Linked DNA regions of Homo sapiens: region 1 is linked to region 2. A link is a contact called in ENCODE Hi-C data. All regions are on one chromosome and are shown on one strand. Each heading gives the region's core, a stretch centred on a gene start or an enhancer-like site at or near the end of the contact. The rest is flanking DNA. Distances are from core to core; before and after follow the strand shown. Region 1 holds the start of LCOR (ligand dependent nuclear receptor corepressor). Region 2 holds the start of CEP55 (centrosomal protein 55).

Region 1 (5,714 bases), core at 2,793-5,292, 3.3 Mb before region 2:
GACCAGCCTGGACAACATAGCCAAACCCTGTCTCTAAAAAAAACTCTAAATAAAAATAAAAGTGGCATCAAATAACCAATTCTCACTATGTAAGAAATTCCAGGCCCCCCTGTGTAGCACCATAAGACTAAAAAATGGCATTGTTCAAATACTTCCTAGAATTGCTCCAGCTACAAGAACATTTCAGGAAATTAGGGCAATCTGAAATAACTTTCTGAAAGTCAAAGAGACTCATCTGCTGTCCTATTTTTAGCCAAGCTAGAGCTAAGCTGAAATCACCACAACTTTCCCCACATTAGGAAGAGCTTCTTGAAAATACAGCAAGGGCAAGGTGCAGGAAAGCAAAAGGTTACATCATATCAGGCGCAGAGAGAGCCTAGATCTTCCTGGAATCTAAACTGATCATCCTAGTCTCAGAGGACTCCTTAATAATCACCTGGTAACCAAATATCATCCATCTTGATCATAATCACTGTCTGAACCCAGGACTAACTCCAATTCAACTGAACCTAATCATTTAATCAGCAACATCACCACCACCACCTGCCCCCACACCCTCCAAAAAAGTACTAATAGAAGGGAGAATTCGATTTTAGAAATGAGAATTAATTTTTAATCCAAACTGCTGTAAATTAAATACCTTCCAGAAACCAAATGACCCTAAAGTATTAAGATAATCAGTCAAGAGAAACAAACAGGTTGACCGTTTAGAACCAATCCCACTAAAAAATTATTACATCTGGAAGTAAACAAGTTACCTTTTGAATTGCCTAAGGATCACTGCCAGTCCTTTTAAATATAGAAAGTTCTTAACACTACAATTAATTTACTTAGAACTCTCCTCTTAAAAAACAAAATTACATATAATAAAAGAGAAAATATGAGGCCCCACTGATTTTAGTTGAGAGACTATGAATATATGTTACTGCTCAGATTAAAATATTGCTCTGCACTCTGGACTCTATAATCTTCTGAACTTTACTATCTTTAAAGTGGAAATTTGGAGTTAAAAGTATGCTTTAAGAAATTTGATCACCAGATTAAAATTTGCCTTCAAAAAATGAATCAAAATGTTGATATTCCATTCAGATATTTACAGAAATAATTTATCAGTCATAATTTTAAAAACCAAAAACACGGCCGGGCACAGTGGCTCTCACGCCTGTAAATTTCAGCACTTTGGGAAGCCGAGGCGGGCGGATCATGAGGTCAGGAGTTCGAGACCAGCCTGGCCAATATGGTGAAACCCCGTCTCTACCAAAAGTACAAAAATTAGCTGGGCGTGGTGGCGCACGCCTGTAGTCCCAGCTACTCGGGAGGCTGACGCAGAAGAACCGCTTGAACCTGGGAGGCGGAGGTTGCAGTGAGCCGAGATGGCGCCACTGCACTCCAGCCCGGGCAAAAGAGTGAAACTCCGTCTCAATAAAGAAAAAACAACAACAAAAACAAAAACAAAAACACATCTTGTCAAGCAGCAGTAACTAACCACTAACTAGCAATGACTGAAAAAATGGGGTCCTGAGGCAGGAGCCCAGGATTAAATGCAAAGAGAATTAGAATAAGATACACTAATTAAAACCATCTAAATTAAAGCAACATGGAACTCAGAAAATCTACAGGACAGGACTACATTATAAATTTAAAAATCTTTCAAAGACTAAAAAGCCCTGCTGAAAAAACCAATCACTAACAAATGTAAAACATACAAGAACTAAAAATTCTTCAAAACAATTCCAGCATTTGATACTAACCCACAATTCTGAAAACGCATTAATTTCATGCTTCTCAAAACCTGCTATATGCTCTCTTCTATGATAGTCCGAAATACCAAGTAATTCAAAAAGTACTTAAACCGACGTAACATTTTAGTACATGCATAATAATACTTTGAAAGAATAAAACAAGCAGAGATAGAGCAGAGTACAGGATAACTGATAGGCAAAAGGCTGTTTGTTTCCTGGAGGGCAGCACTGGTCTTGGATTGGCAGGAGGGGAATTTTAAAATATATTCATGAGACGAATTATACCAAAAAACTGACTCATGCCTTTATTATTTGCACAAGCATATGTTTGAAAATGCACTTTTAACCTTTGGACAACCAAACTGGTATCAGATACCTTAAAGCATTGTTGCCTATATTAATTTCGGTGTTACAGTCTAAATCCTTAACGAAACTCACGCTATACATTTTCGTAATGAAACCCTGTAGAAATGGAAAGGCGTATATTCTTTAAGTAAAGGTTACCTGATTTTTCACTTGTTTAAAGTTTCAATTTTGCTTTTTAATCTATTATCGAAAACATCCCTTGTGGGACATTGTAAAGGGCAGACCCTCCTGTCAAGCCAGAAGGCTCAAACACAAAGACACTGAGCTAACCAAGTGCTGTAATTCTTCCAAACTGAGCCTCTCCACACCCCCTCCACCCTTCCCCCCAACAGATATGTCTATTAAATCAGTGTCTGTTCTCCCCCTCGCACAACAAAGAGAACTTCTCACCGCATGAAATTGCCGCTGAATGGACACCAGAAAGCAGGATTTGCATAATTCCTTCCAACGAAACCCTGTCGGGAAGGAGGGAATGAGGGGCCCAAGCGAACGGATAGACTCTCCTAGATTCTGCCGGGAAAGACCTGGTTCCCAAGAATATTCCCCTGGGGGAGAAGGGGCTGGAATTCTGGGCCTCCCCGAGGACTGGGCGTGGGGGACAGCGGACGACGAGAGGGCATCTCCCCACACACCAGCAGCACCGAAGCAAAGACGGGGAAGTAACAATGCTGGAGGACAGGAGAGTCAGACACAAGGATGGACTGGGGCTAGGGGGCGGCGGGCGGAGCGGAGACACCACACGGGCCACTTACTTTTTGGAGGGGGGTTAAATATATGAGTTAAGCCCTTATGGTCCCGCCGGCCGCCGCACAGAGGGAAACGGGACCTTGGGAGAGAAAAACAGACAAAACACACAGTGTGAGAGGCGCAGCTCGGCCGCCCGGCCCCTCCCGGGGCGCCCCCGTCCGCGCTCCCTCCGGCCCGCAGGGAAAAAGCCACCCGAGGGCGGCCCAAGGTCCGGGAGGCGGGGGGCGGACGGGGCATTCGGGCGAGGCTGCGGCTCCGGCCAATCCCCGGGAGGGGACGAGAGCGACCCCCGCCGGGGCTCCTCGGTCGGACCCGGTCCCACCCCCTCCTCCCGCAGCACGACACCGAACACAAATACGCACACACCGACCCGTGCGTCGAGGATTAACTCCCCGGCCACCGCCGCCCGCTGAGGAAGTGCAGCCGCTGCCCCCCGCGGCCATGACACCCCACTTGGCTCGGTCAGGCGCACCCGGGGACTGTGACAGCTCCAGCTCCCTCCGCCCCCATCTCCACCTCACGCTTCGCACACGCCCGAGCGCCGGGCGCCCGCCTGCAGCCCGCCGCGCGTGCACGCAGACCCGGGGGCGCGCCCCGCGCGTGGGGGAGGGGTGGCGCAGGAGGAGGACGGCGGCGGCCACAGCGCGGGTGGGGGCCGAGCACGCCCGCGCCCCTCGCGCCTCCCCCAGTACAGCGGCAGCGCCGCGAGGCGAGTCGCCACAATAAGCCGGCGGCGGCGCCGGGGCGCCGGGCCTGGAGCGGGAGCAGGGGCGGGAGCGGGGAGGGAGGGGAGCGAGCAGGCGGGGATGGAGAGCGGGAGGGGGAGGAACCCGCGCTCCCGCCGAGAGCCAGCCCCGGGGAGGCGCGCGGAGGGGAGGGGCCGGCGCGCGCTCGGCCGAGCAGGGGAGCCCGCCTGGAGGTCGCGCGCGCTCACACTCCGGGGGGTGGGGGAAGGGGGGACGCTCGAGCCAAAGAGGGCGGGCGGGCCGGAGCAGCAATTGCCACTTCCCCAGCTTCCTCCCTGGTCTGGGGCGACCGGCGGCGGGGCGGCCGGAGGGGCGGCGGCGGTCGGCGGAGGGTCTCACCTACACAGTGAATGAGCTTGTGGCGCCACGAATCCAGTTCTTGCCGAAAGCCGCGTCTCTCAACGGAGCATTGCTGCCGCCTACACACCCTCGCCATCTTCTGCCGCCCGCCCGGCCCAGCCTCCGCCGCGGCCCCGCGCACGCCCAGCCGCGTCGCCCGGGGCCGCGCACGCACCCGCGGCCCGGGCGTCGCGCCTCCTGCCGGGGGCGGTGCGGGGGCAGGGCCGGCCTCACCTCACCGTGGCCCCGGCGTGGCCCGGGGGCGGCCTGGGCCCGCTCACCCGCCCCGCGCGCCGCCCGCCGGGCTGCGATCCCGCCGTCCTTCTACGCGGCTGCCGCCGCCTCTGGCCGCCCGGGACGGCGCCTTCCCACAGCCGGAAGTCAGTCCCGCTGGCCCCGCGCCGCCTTCGCACTGTCCCCCAAGGCCACGGCTGCCCCCGCCCTCCCCGGGGCTTTTTGTTTTTTACGCCAGCCCCATTTATCACTTCCAACCTGCCTATCGCCCGGCACCAACTGTTGCAAGTTCCGTAATAACTGCTGCTATGAACTTCTCCGTCGAAACTGCTCCTCCCCAGAGCCTGTTTAAGAAGCAGAAATAAGAATAAATTCCCGGATGCCGGTGGATGCACTGACCTCTAAGATTTTCAAAGGTGAAGTGGATACACGTTATTAAGTCATTGGGAGACATCGCCAACATTGGGAAACCTAGTAAAAAGTGGAAATCGAGCGTTTTAAATAAAAAAAAAAAAAGGTTTCTACTAGCAAGACTGATCGTAGGCGAACTTCTCAAGGAATTTTGGAATATTGTGCCAAAGTGAGAATATTTAATATTTCCAAAAGTAGACTTAACTAGGAATACTTAAAGCAGAGACTATTGGAAATGCTTTAATTTGGGATTTCAGGAAAGGGCTTGAAGAGAAATATTTTATATGAGCAAGCCTCTTGGAATAATTGAATCACCTTAATTTTGTCACTGTTACTTCGAAGAGAACGAGAAGAGAGAAGATGGGAAACGAAAGGAGAAAGGGAAAAGAAATGGGGTGGAAAGAAAAAAGCAGAAGAGATCGCCCTATACCAGTAGGCCTAGTACCCTAGGATTCTGGCCTCTTTCTCCCACCTTTGGTGTTTAAGATTAAGGACAGTGCATTCCTGCTTTTAGAAATTTAAATTTAAGTTTGAAGACTTAATTTTAATTACTGTAGTAGGTAAAGCAAAGTCGTTAAATACTTGACATCAGGATCCCATTGGAGTATTGATTTAGGTCTTTTCAAAGGTGGTGGTCCTGGTTCTCTGCACCAGCCACTGGCGGAATGGCGGAATGGTGTATCTACCAATGAACAGATGGACTGGGTGGGCCTCGGGTACGGGTGGCTTGAGATGCAAATGCAAGGGTAGGAAGGCACCTTCCCCCCCACCACTCCCAGCCCACCCCGCCAATCTTAAAACATTGATCTTTATAAAATTCGCAAACGTCCCACAGGATTTCATTGGCTTAAGAGTATTGTCAAATGAAGACGCCAGGAAGTATTGAGTTTCTGGGTACATAATACTGTCCTGAGTGTTGAAGGAAGAGGACTAATACGAGATTTTAAAAAATGGCTGTGGACAACCATCCTTCAGGTGTGATGGCAGGACATCTTGTATCACCTGAAACTTCCTTTTTTCGCCGCTAGGTGGTGGGTGTGAGTCTTTTGCGGCCTTTAAGTTTCTACGGTGTTTGGAGGAAATACGTTTCAGTTTCAAATAAATGAACAACGTGTAACTCTAAGATGAG
Region 2 (5,539 bases), core at 2,731-5,230:
TACTTTGTTTTAAATAACTGAGAAACAGAGCATACTAAAGGTGAAACAGACCATGTTAAAGGTGCAAAACTATTAATCGCAATGTCTTTATTTCCAGAACAAACTTAGTACCTGGTAACCTCAAAACACATACTCAATTACATTTAAAAGGTGAGAAGTTAGTAATGACTAAAGTACATCTAAGACTTGGCAAAGTCAAAGTAGGAATTTAAGATTCTAAACCCAATGTCAGCTTTCCAAAACTAATCAACTGGACAAGACAGGGAACACGGCAAGAGTAAGAAGGTAGCATCAGGAAATCTTCATGCATCGCTTTCTTGGAGAGCTTACAATTTAAAGGATCAGAAGACCATTTACCTCCAAAAGTCTGTGTCTCTCTTTATCAGTCAGCTTTCCTTTCCCACTTGTGATTTCATCCACTGATGTCTTTAAGTGTGCAATTTCTCCCTTTAATTTTTCTAATGTAGTTTCGGATTTGGAGTTACTAGGCTTCGATCCCCACTTACTTTTAATTAAATCTTTGGTACTTCTGGAAGACATCTCTGAAATGGTCTGTAAAAATAAAAATCAACTGTATAATTCTGAGTTTAAAAATTTAAATCTCAAGTTTGAAACAGGTCTAATAACCTATCTGCTCTAAATAGAAATGATATATCCAAACCAGCAGGGTATGGAGAAAGATGGATGGAGGCTTCTGGGGTATTGTAACTTTTTTTTTTAATCTCAGTGGTAGATAAATGGGAGTATTCACCTTCTAAAATATGTCAACTTGGGCTGGGTACGGTGGCTCACGCCTGTAGCCCCAGCACTTTGGGAGGTCAAGATGGGTGGATCATGAGGTCAGGAGTTCGAGACCAGTCTGGCCAACATGGTGAAACTCCATCTCTACTAAAACTACAAAACTTAGCCAGGCGTGGTGGCAGGTGCCTGTAATCCCAGATGCTGGGGAGGCTGAGGCAGGAGAATCGCTTGAGCCCGGGAGGTGGAGGTTGCTGTGAGCCAAGATCGCACCAATGTACTCCAGCCTGGGTGACACAGCAAGACTCCGTCTCAAAAAAAAAAAAAAAAAAAAAGTCAACTTGTACATTTATGTTTTGTGTAGTGTTCTATATGTGTAATTATATGTGTAATTCTTTTGTGGAAAAGTTTGGTTTAAAAAACAATGAAGGGGTCTCCAACCATTAAATAAAGCCTGAAAGAAGTAGGTCACAATCAAGGACATATCTTGGCCCAAAATAAAAAGCTGTTGGTAAATAATGTAATTCTGAGTATATAGGCACGAAATGTCATTACTTAACATAGGTCCTCTGTTTTAGAAGGTAGCCTAGTTCAGATCCATCTTAATAATCATTTGAGAGAGCACAGTGGGAAAAAGTGAAGAGAACCTAAAATAAGACATTTACTGGAAAAGAGGTATAACATTCAGGGGAGTCAGGCATGAAAGGAATTAAGAATAAGGGGCCAAATTAAGTAAGGAGAAACTCAGTATCTGCTAACAGTACTGGATGACAGTTTAGAAACAAGTATATAATATAAACTTTAGCAGGCAAAAATCTAGTGAAGCATACGATGCATATAAATAGTATATAAAAGTAACTCTAATTAAGGAGGTTAAAAAACATTTTTCTACTTCATGTATCCCAAGATAAAATAATGGCAGTGTGATTAAAGGATATAAAGGAGTATGAGCCCATTAGTGCATTCAAAAATTACTATAAAGCCTACTATTTACCAGGTATCCTAATACATGCTGGGTGTAAACTGGTTTAAAAAAAAAAAAAAGACATGTTCCCTAATGTTATGGGGCTTTCAGTGTAGTAAAGGCAGGCAATAACAAGGAAACAAACAAGGGTTCATGAATCCTCAAACTGTAATAAATATTACACAAGAGAAGTACAGGGATAAATGATATCAGTAAAAACAGGAGAGACCTCCTTAGAATGGTAGTGAAGTGACTTTTAAGATTGTCCTGTGTGAAATCAGAACGTCTAAACATATTAGAACTGTGGAGATTGAGTAGAAGAAATCATCTATCAAAAGGTTAGTCCTGGATTTTTGCCATTATAAGGTGAAAGATTGCAGTAGCTCATCCATCAGTTAAAGAAATGCAAGGTTATGGCGTCTCTCAGTCACCTGCTGCCACAGGAAGTTCTTTCCTATGTGTTTCTGTTGATAACACACTGTTGACTTGATATCGTGGGTCGTAGGACAGAAAACTACTACCAAGTCATTGAGACACAAAATGATGGAAATATAGATCTGCAGAACGTGAAAGAACCCCCAAACATCTGCTTCCTAACCTTTGCACAGAAACTCTGGCAGTGAATGAATGACTACTAGTTTCTAGCCTCTGGCCCAGACGGTTTGGATCTCCCCCACCACCTAGTCCCACCAACCTCCTTTCCCTGTATTTTCTTTTTTCTGTTTCTGTTTCTTTCTTTTTTTTTTTGGCGGGGGCGGGGCGTTAGGGGCGGCAGAGTCTCGCTCTGTCGCCCAGGCTGGAGTGCAGTGGCACTATCTCAGATCACTGCAACCTCCGCCTCCCGGGTTCAAGGGATTCTCCTGCCTCAGCCTCCTGAGTAGCTGGGACTACAGGTGCGCGTCACCACGCCTGGCTAATTTTTTTTTATCTATTAGTAGAGATGAGGTTTCACCATATTGGTCAGGCTAGTCTCGAACTCCTGACCTCAAGTGATCTGCCCGCCTCGGCCTCCCAAAGTGCTGGGATTACAGGCGTGAACCACCGCGCCCGGCCACCTTTCCCTGTATTTCCTATTCCAGTCATCCACAGGGTTCCCCCAGTTCAAACCTTCCTCAGCATGCCTTCCCTCTGTGAACTCTTAACAAACGATATAGCTGCCCCACCCCCACCCCTACACAATCTAGTACCCAATTACACTTCCTGCTAACCTTTTATTTTTTCAATTGTTCAACTATTTTTTCAAGGACTGCACTTTGATTTTTGTTGTTGTTGTTGTTACCCACAGAGCCTAACAGCAAGCCCTCAGATATGATTGGTTGATTGGGGCCGGGCGCGGTGGCTCACGCCTGTAATCCCAGCACTCTGGAAGGCCGAGGCAGGTGGATCATCTGAGGTCAGGAGTTCGAGACCAGCCTGCCCAACATGGCGAAACCCTGTCTCTACTAAAAATACAAAAATTAACCGGGCGTGGTGGCGCACGCCTGTAGTCCCAGCTATTCAGGAGGCTGAGGAAGGAGAATCGCTTGAACCCAGGAGGCAGAGGTTGCAGTGAGCCAAGATCGTGCCATTGCACTCCAGCCTTGGTGACAGAGCGAGACTCCATCTCAAAAAAAAAGAAAAAAGAAAAGAAATGATTGGTTGATTAGCTGAAGTGACCTAAGTCATGCTGGACAGGTGACCAAACAAGCGCTTCCATCCAGTAAATGGTACAAGGCCTCAATTACAAGCCGCATCTTCTACAAGGCGACGCCAATCTTTAAAAATTCCCACATAAAATCTCACTTGAGGAGACAGACAGGAAAAGAGAAACTGCAAAAAAAGGCACAAGTTTTCTCACTTCTAAAATAAAGATGTTTGAGGAACACACAACGAAAGTGCCTGCCAATCGGAAAAAGCCGTCCTAACAAAAGACCTTGGGCAAGTCACTTGGCCTCTCTGCGCCTATCTGTAAGGAGATGATACCCACCGCCAAGTCCAAAGAAGCGATCGAAGAGACAACGGTCTTGAGGCGCCCAGCCGGGTGCCAGGCACGAAGTGAGCGCCAGGGAAAAGGACTGTTATCAGAGCGGGCAGAGATTGAATCCCGCGGACGCGATCTGCCCACTGACCTGCCCTCCCTGGCGGTCCGGACCGGCCCGGCCCCGGGGCTGCGGGTCCTGGCCGCCCCTCGCCACCCTCCGCGGTCGCCTCCCTTGGGCCAGCTAGCAGCTGAAGCGAAGCGCGGCGCTCGCGTCGGCCGAGTCACACCATCAGGTGTGGATGCCGCTTCCGGGAGTTTGAATCCCGCGGCTGCAGGGCGGGGCACGTCACTGCCGGCAGGGCGCGGCCCGCAAGAAGGAGGAGCAGCGCGCGCGCGGCGGGGACGCGGCTCCCCGATTGGCTGCCGCCTTTGAAGGGCGGAGAGTAAACCTGAGGGCGGGCCGAGAAGTGGCTGGGGCCGCGGGGCGGGACAGAGGGCGGGAACACTTCCTCCCGGGCCCGCCAGCTAATTCTGGGATCGGGGGTTCTCTGCGGGCTTAGACCTAAACAAGCTTGGTGTCTCGCAGTCAGGGGCTGGTTTTGTGTTTATACGCTTTTAGGAGAAAGCAAATTACTATTTTTAATGGGATAAAACCAGTGACGATGGACCGAGACGAACTAGTTCTGCGCTCTTGAGCATAGATTCTCCCTGTGTGAAGTGCGGCCCCTCCTGCCCTGGGACAACGGGATTTCACAAAGGAGCACAGCCCCCTTGTCATCCCCTCGGGTCTCACTCTGTCGCCCAGGCTGGAGTGGAGTGGTGCAATCATAGCTCACTGCAACCTCAGTCTCCCGGGTTCAAGCGATCGTCTTGCCTCAGCCTGCCGAGTAGCTGAGACTACAGGCGCACGCCACCACGCCCGGCTAATTTTTTATTAAAAAATTTTATACAGACAGCGGAGTGGGGGGGGGGGGGGGTGGTCTCACTTTGTTTCCCACTCTGATCACGAACTCCTGCCTTCAAGTGATCCTTCCACCTCGGCCTCCTAAAGTGCTGGGATTACTGCCAAAAATCAGCAGCACAGCAGGGAGTGTTAACGGGAGAGATGAGAGGCACGCCCAGGTTGAACGCTGAGATTATGAATGCTAGCGGACCGGCTTTCAGACCAGACTGCTACCCTCCAGCCTGATATCTATCTATTGATCGATTCTAGCTCTTGATTAGCCGCTTTGAGAACGTTACTGCTGAGAGAAGAAGCACATGAAATGTTTAGCAGGGCCTCCCTTTCTCTCCTAGACCCAGCATAAACTCGCTGGAGATTTAAAACAGTAGATACACAGTAGCAAAACATCCTAGGTACACAATATTGTACAAAGGTTATAAACTCTAGATTAGGACTTTCTAGATTTAATTCCTTACTGCCCTGACTAGATGTGTCTCCTTGGATAAATTTATTTAACCTATTTGAGCCTCGGTTTCCCGATGTGTAAAATGATGCAAATAATAATATTTACTTCACAGCTCGGTTATAAGGATTAAATGAGGAAATCCGGCCAGGTGGAATGGCTAATTCCTGTAATCCCACCACTACGTGAGGACGGGGAGCGAGGATTGCTTGAGGTCAGGAGTTGGAGACCAGCCTGGGCAACACAGAGAGATCCACTCTCACCCCACCCAATCCCTGTCTCTAATTTTAAAACTTTAAAATTTTTTTACATGAAAGAAATTCATGTAAAGTGCTTAACATTTAGTAAATGTTCAATTGATGTTAGCCATTGTTAAACAAAAGGCAACACTCAAATGTTACTGAATAGAATGGATGAGAAAACCATGTGGGGAATTTTAAAGAATCAGAGAAACAAAACCAAAACAGAATG

The links. A loop is a pair of places that touch in the nucleus more often than their neighbours do. Pooled maps may share reads with other maps.
Region 1: a loop to region 2 is called in a map of CD8-positive, alpha-beta T cell, with 11 times the contacts of the local background. The contact joins the promoter of LCOR here to the promoter of CEP55 in region 2. A Hi-C loop is called at or near these places in 2 of 168 maps with a recorded cell type or tissue (CD8-positive, alpha-beta T cell and naive thymus-derived CD4-positive, alpha-beta T cell) and 8 of 50 pooled maps.

What each region holds. Positions count from the first base shown.
Region 1 is chr10:96,830,626-96,836,339 of GRCh38, reverse strand. LCOR (ligand dependent nuclear receptor corepressor) reads right to left here and starts at 4,042. Exons shown (of 8, transcript NM_001346516.2): 1 at 3,941-4,042; 2 at 2,861-2,934. It overlaps LOC102723665 (a long non-coding RNA gene), which reads left to right and starts at 3,882. Exons shown (of 1, transcript NR_135921.1): 1 at 3,882-5,708. RefSeq lists enhancers at 2,089-2,802, 2,803-3,518, 3,519-4,233, silencers at 2,980-3,219, 3,260-3,319, 3,360-4,079, 4,090-4,139, 4,160-4,459 and a cis regulatory region at 5,495-5,694.
Region 2 is chr10:93,495,053-93,500,591 of GRCh38, reverse strand. CEP55 (centrosomal protein 55) reads right to left here and starts at 3,980. Exons shown (of 9, transcript NM_018131.5): 1 at 3,669-3,980; 2 at 358-552. The coding sequence starts at 540. RefSeq lists a silencer at 3,652-4,161.